Regions from separate parts of the Mus musculus genome. Here region 1 is linked to region 2. The links are chromatin contacts, found by Hi-C in ENCODE. All regions are on one chromosome and are shown on one strand. Each heading gives the region's core, a stretch centred on a gene start or an enhancer-like site at or near the end of the contact. The rest is flanking DNA. Distances are from core to core; before and after follow the strand shown. Region 1 overlaps Slco3a1 (solute carrier organic anion transporter family, member 3a1). Region 2 holds the start of Ftl1 (ferritin light polypeptide 1).

Region 1 (2,700 bases), core at 130-2,629, about 29 Mb after region 2:
CACACACACAGATACACAAGCAGGGTTGGGTGAGAAAGAGAGAGAAGAATGAAGGGAGAAAGAGGGGAGGGAAGAAGAAAGAGGAGAGAATGGAGAGAAGGAAGTAGGGAAAGGAAGAAAGGGATGGGTCACCAAAGGGAAGGAGGGAGGGAGAGAGAAGCTTGACCAGACAAGCTTGTGTTCTATGACTAGTCATTGCCAGCCCTTCCTAACAGTTCCTTAGGCAGACTTGGATGCTTGGTCTCTCTCCATTTACCACATTGAATAAACCAGAACACACCTGAGTGGATGATTGCATGCTGACAGAGAATGGGCTGGAGTCCAAGCACAGAGGAACTGGAATCCAGGAAGGATGGAGAAGTTCTTCTGAATTCTAAAGTCTCCCTTGTATCCTCTATGATGGGAACAGGGGCAGCCTACAGGGGAATACTAACAAATCTATACATTTCTGACATTAGTCCAATGGTCTGCATTAAATTTTAAGGCTGTTATGGGCACAGTGGGGAACCAGTTTGGCCAAACTACAAATAAATCCATTTTTCTTTACCAATTCCTGCTTCCTAATCTCTTTTAGAATACAAGAGAACTAAGAGCTTGCTGACAGGAGCCTGATATAGCTGTCTCCTGAGAGTCTCTACCAGTGTCTGCCAAATACAGTAGTGGATGCTCACAGCTATCCATTGGACAGAGCACAAGGTCCCCAGTGAAGGAGCTAGAGAAAGGACCCAAGACCAGTACCCAAGCAGTACCCCCAGAGCTTCCAGGGAATAAATCACCAACCAAAGAAAACACATGGTGGGACTCATGGCTCTAGCTGCATATGTAGCAGAGGATTGCCTAGTTGGTCATCAATGAGAGGAGAGGCCTTTGATCCTGTGAAGGTGCTATGCCCCAGTATAGGGGAATGCCAGGGCCAGGAAGCAGGAGTGGGTGGGTTGGTGAGCAGGGGGAGGGGGGAGGAGATAGGGGGTTTTAGGAGGGGAAACCAGGAAGGGGGGTAGCATTTGAAATGTATATAAAGAAAATATCTAATAAAAATAAAGAATTTAAAAAAAAAGAGAGAGAAAGAAGAGGGCTCTTCCCTCTGGGATACATCTGTATATCCTCTGCTCCAGGCCCTCAGGATAGCTCCTGCGGGCTCATGAATGGATCCCACCCACCCATCCCCCAACCCCCTCTCTTCAGGGACAGGGCAGTCTCAGATCAGAGTCATCCCTTCACTTCGCACCTGGCTCCCTCCCAGCTCCTTCTGTATGAAGCTGAGATTACCCAGTCAATAAAGCTCTGTGTGGCTTGCTTCTCCCTCCCTCCCTGCCTCTGTTTCTCAGTGTGGGTCTTTTCCTGTTCTCCAGCAAAGCAGGCTGCCATTCCTGTCAGCTCTGGACCACGCTGACCTGCCAGGAATACTCTCTGCCAAGGAACTTCATGACTAATCACCCACTCCCTGGAAGTCTGCGTTGGTCTAGTCAGCAGGTGGCATCGGGTCAGAGCACAGCTTGTGCAAGTCAGTCTAACTGAGACCCGCCCTCATGTAGGAAGTCGGTAGCTCTCCCAGCATGGCCCTTCTCTCCTCTATTTCCATTCAGCTATCGCCCATTCTGTGTAGAATTATTCTCTACTGCCTGCCTTCCCCAAGATTTTGAGATCTGAGAGGGGAAGGAAAATTGTCTGTTTTGTTCACAGCGCAGTCTTTACCTCTCAGAACAGTGCACGGCATCGAGTGGAGGTTCTGGCTAAGCCAGTGTACTCCAACCCCAGCAGGTGCAGCTCCATTCTGCTCCATCCTTTGATCAGGCTCTCGGTGTCTAATCTCCCTGCAGGTTTTCATTCTGCATGCCCACCTACCTGCACAGGCTAGAGTGGCCTGTTACTTTTCCACTTACAGCGTAGGAAGGAAAAGGAGAATAAAGCGGGAATATGGATGCGAAACACAGCTTTTTTTTTCCCCCTAAGGGGAAGAAGAGAATTTATTCTAAGCCAAAACTATGAATGGCCATGTCTGAGGAGCAGGAATTCAGGTTGCCTGGCATGATATGATCCACTAGGAAATGGCTATGTGAACACTTTATAGTCCTAGAACACTAGGGAGTTGTGAAGGAGTCAACGTATTTGACAAATACACTGGTGCACAGTGACCAGGCAGACCTGCTGTAGGTGGCTGGTGTTATCTGATGATATTCTTAGCTTTGGGGGTTGGTGAAAGTTTGTGGTTTGCTAAGTTAGGATGCTCTAATGATTTTCCCTGATAGAAGGATGTTTGGTTGGACCGGTGACTATTGAGGAGACCAAAAATAGCACAAGATAATTTTAGCTCTGGACTTGCAATGTTTTTCCTCTCTAGAATCACCAAGTTTAATCACTCAGCTAACTACCTAAGTCTTAGTTTGGGACTTCTTAGGAAACTTCAGTTGACAGGTGTTGCCAGGGATATGGAGTTGGGCGAAATGAGGTGGGGGCAGGGACACTTCAGAGAGAAGAAAAGCAGGAAGAAATAGGTGTGGATTTTAACACTTAAAAGGTCTTGGAAAACATGTTCAAATATCCTTCAACCAATTGATTCCTTGTAATTATCACTGGTTGATCTGGGTCCAATGTCCTGATCCATAAAACAGAACACTTAGAATACAGGATGCCCTACCTATATGGGGGGTTTTTGATTCATTTGCTTCTTATCTGTGAGAGTCTTTGACAAACCCTGAA
Region 2 (2,700 bases), core at 148-2,647:
CTAGGTTTTGTCAGAGAAGGGAAGAAATGATTAGCAAGGTACTTACATGAGGGTCCGCGCGGGCAGAACCCAGGGCATGCAGATCCAAGAGGGCCTGATTCAGGTTCTTCTCCATGGCCAAGGCAGCTTCCATGGCCTCCTGGGTTTTACCCCATTCATCTTGAGATGGCTTCTGCACACAAGAATATCAAGCCTAGATTACATCCTTCACCCAGCCAATATAAAACTGACTGCACAGGAAAAGTGGGCACAGTGGGGAAAAATAATGGGATACTGTCTTTAATCCCACCACTGAGAGACTGGGCGAGAAGACAGGAGGATCTCTTGATAGGAGGCAACCTGGTCTACATTGTGATTTCCATGCTAGCTAGAGAGACACCGCCTCTCCCCAGCCCAGCAGTCCTCATCTGTATTCTGTAATTACCCCCATTTTCCAGTTTCTGACATCCTGGTGGGTTTAGTTGCTCTACATACTCCTATTGTCTACACTAGTCCTGCCACCACTCCCTTCCAAGACGTCTATCCGGATGCCCAAACTATGGGGATGGCAAGTAAACGCACATGCTCGGTAGTGCCCAATACCCCCGCTTCTTACCTGCACATCCTGGAAGAGTGCACGGCCCCCGCGATCGTTCTGAAACTCGAGGAGACGCTCCGCGCCCTCGCGCTTCTCCTCGGCCAATTCGCGGAAGAAGTGGCCTACGCCCTCCAGAGCCACGTCATCCCGATCAAAAAAGAAGCCCTGCGGGAGGTTACAAATACGAGTTAACGGAACGCGGTGGCTCGGCTCACACTGTAAACTTCAATCGCAACACTCAAGAGGTAGAGGCAGTACGTGTGAGATTTCGAGGGCAGCCCGGTCTGCCCAGCGAGTTCCAGTCAGACAAAACTACTATGTACACAGCGCGCAGGGAGAGGGAGAGGTCGGAGCACAGTCTCTGCCCTGCATGGAACAAAGAAGGCCCGCGCATGCGCAGGAGGGTGGGTGTGATGGACCCCCCCCCCCCCCCCCCGTTCAGAAGGCAACCCCGAGCTGCTCACCAGAGAGAGGTAGGTGTAGGAGGCCCGCAGGTGCAAGTTGACCAGGCGGTTCACGGCAGCTTCCACCTCGGTGGAATAATTCTGACGAATCTGAGAGGTCATGGCTGATCCGGAGTAGGAGCTAACCGCGAAGAGACGGTGCAGACTGGTCCTAGGAGCTGAAGGCAGCGAGGAGATGGTCCCGGAGGCTGCGACTGGAGAGACTTGTAAAGGCGGCTGGAAGCGAGTACAGTGGGAATCCCCGGGTCTGTTCCGTTCAAACACTGTTGAAGCAAGACACAGATCCACGGGACCTCCAAGGCGCTGCTCTAAGTCCCGGGCAAGGAGCGCTCCTTTTATAGCATGTTGACCCTCCGGAGGGAGGGGTGCCCCAGGCCCGAGACTAACCAATCGGCGGTGGCGTGAGGCGGAGACGGAAAAGTATACTTGACCAATCCGGAGCTGAGGGGAACCTCGCTCCCCACCCACCCAGTCCCATGAGATGAAGTCACGGGACTGGAGCGCGAGGCCTTGTGAAATGGAGGCTTGGGGGAGGGGCGGTGGTCCGGATCCGGAGGCGCAACCTGGAGGGGTCGCAGGGTTCTGGGCTCCGGGTCACTGAGACCCTGGGGAGGGGATGACTTCGAGGTCCTTTTCTGGGTGTCTCACAAAAGAGAATTTTGGGGCCTGAGAACATGGATCTGGGGATGGGCTGAGTGTGGGGTAATGTCTGTAAATGCAAAGGGAACCTCCATATGTCCAATTGCACACAATGAAGGGATATGTCACGTCATGAGGAAGTCTGGTATTCCAAAGATTCTAGAGATCTCCTTGAGGGAATGGAAGGGATGCCCAGAAGTATAGGGTTTTAGGTTCACCATAGGAACTAAGATTGTTTGCTTGTTTTTCTGTTTTCTGTAACCCAGGAGGTCGTGAAGCCCTTTGAGGGCTTGGAGTGGGCAGAGAGCCTTGGGTTACCGTGTGTGCACCTCCCTCGGGTGCTCTGGAAGGTGACATGTGGAGGCCCAGACAGGACTTTGGAGTTCTGGTCAGCCTGTCTGTCTGGGTCTGTGTCAGTGAACCTGTCTTTCTAGAAACAGACACGCATGATGGCGCTTGGAGAATTGCTGGGCTCCTTCCTGGAGTTTGGTCCAGAAGCCTCCTTGCAGGTTGCTCTTTTGGAATCAAAAGGCCCGAGAGTTAGGGAGAGCAAGAACTCAGGACCCAGAAACAGACAGTCAGTCTTACGCAGAACAGTTGGGGCATGCAAGGCCCAACTGGACTTTTGAGGACAGGACGGGCTCATACCAGGGTCTAATCTCAGAAGCCTGGGAAGAGAGCAAAGGGAAACGAGCCCAATCATGAAAAGGGGCTAAAGGAAGAAACAGTAAGATGGGTCAAGGGAGCCACGCGGAGCAGGAAGAATGTGCTGCTGAGGCCCTTAGTGGAAGGGGTAGCAAGGCCAGTTCTGCTGAGTCACGCTGAGCTCAGCTAGGCAGTGGGGCGGGCGGCAGGCCACACCCGGGCTGACAGCCAGAAGTCCCCCGGCTAAGGGGCTTGTGGTCTGTTTTCCCTGTGTGGTCAGGCAGCTGTACGGCTCTGGAGTGGCTAGCCTACACGTATCTTTCTCCTGACTTGACGTCTGCGGTGGTCTGTTGATTTGGGGGTCAGAGTTACTCA

The links. A loop is a pair of places that touch in the nucleus more often than their neighbours do.
Region 1: a map of regulatory T cell shows a loop between it and region 2 (79-fold over the local background). The contact joins the enhancer-like site here to the promoter of Ftl1 in region 2. A Hi-C loop is called at or near these places in 3 of 37 maps with a recorded cell type or tissue (T-helper 17 cell and regulatory T cell).

The regions. Positions count from the first base shown.
Region 1 is chr7:74,407,357-74,410,056 of GRCm38, forward strand. The region is part of intron 2 of Slco3a1 (solute carrier organic anion transporter family, member 3a1); the gene reads right to left. Among named protein-coding and RNA genes, the nearest start is that of Slco3a1, 150 kb to the right of the region's middle. Within about 2 kb of position 1,380, at least 1 of the 3 ENCODE cell types and tissues checked has a DNase peak (open chromatin) inside an H3K27ac peak, as active enhancers do.
Region 2 is chr7:45,458,489-45,461,188 of GRCm38, forward strand. It overlaps Ftl1 (ferritin light polypeptide 1), which reads right to left and starts at 1,398. Exons shown (of 4, transcript NM_010240.2): 1 at 1,042-1,398; 2 at 596-742; 3 at 47-172. The coding sequence starts at 1,143.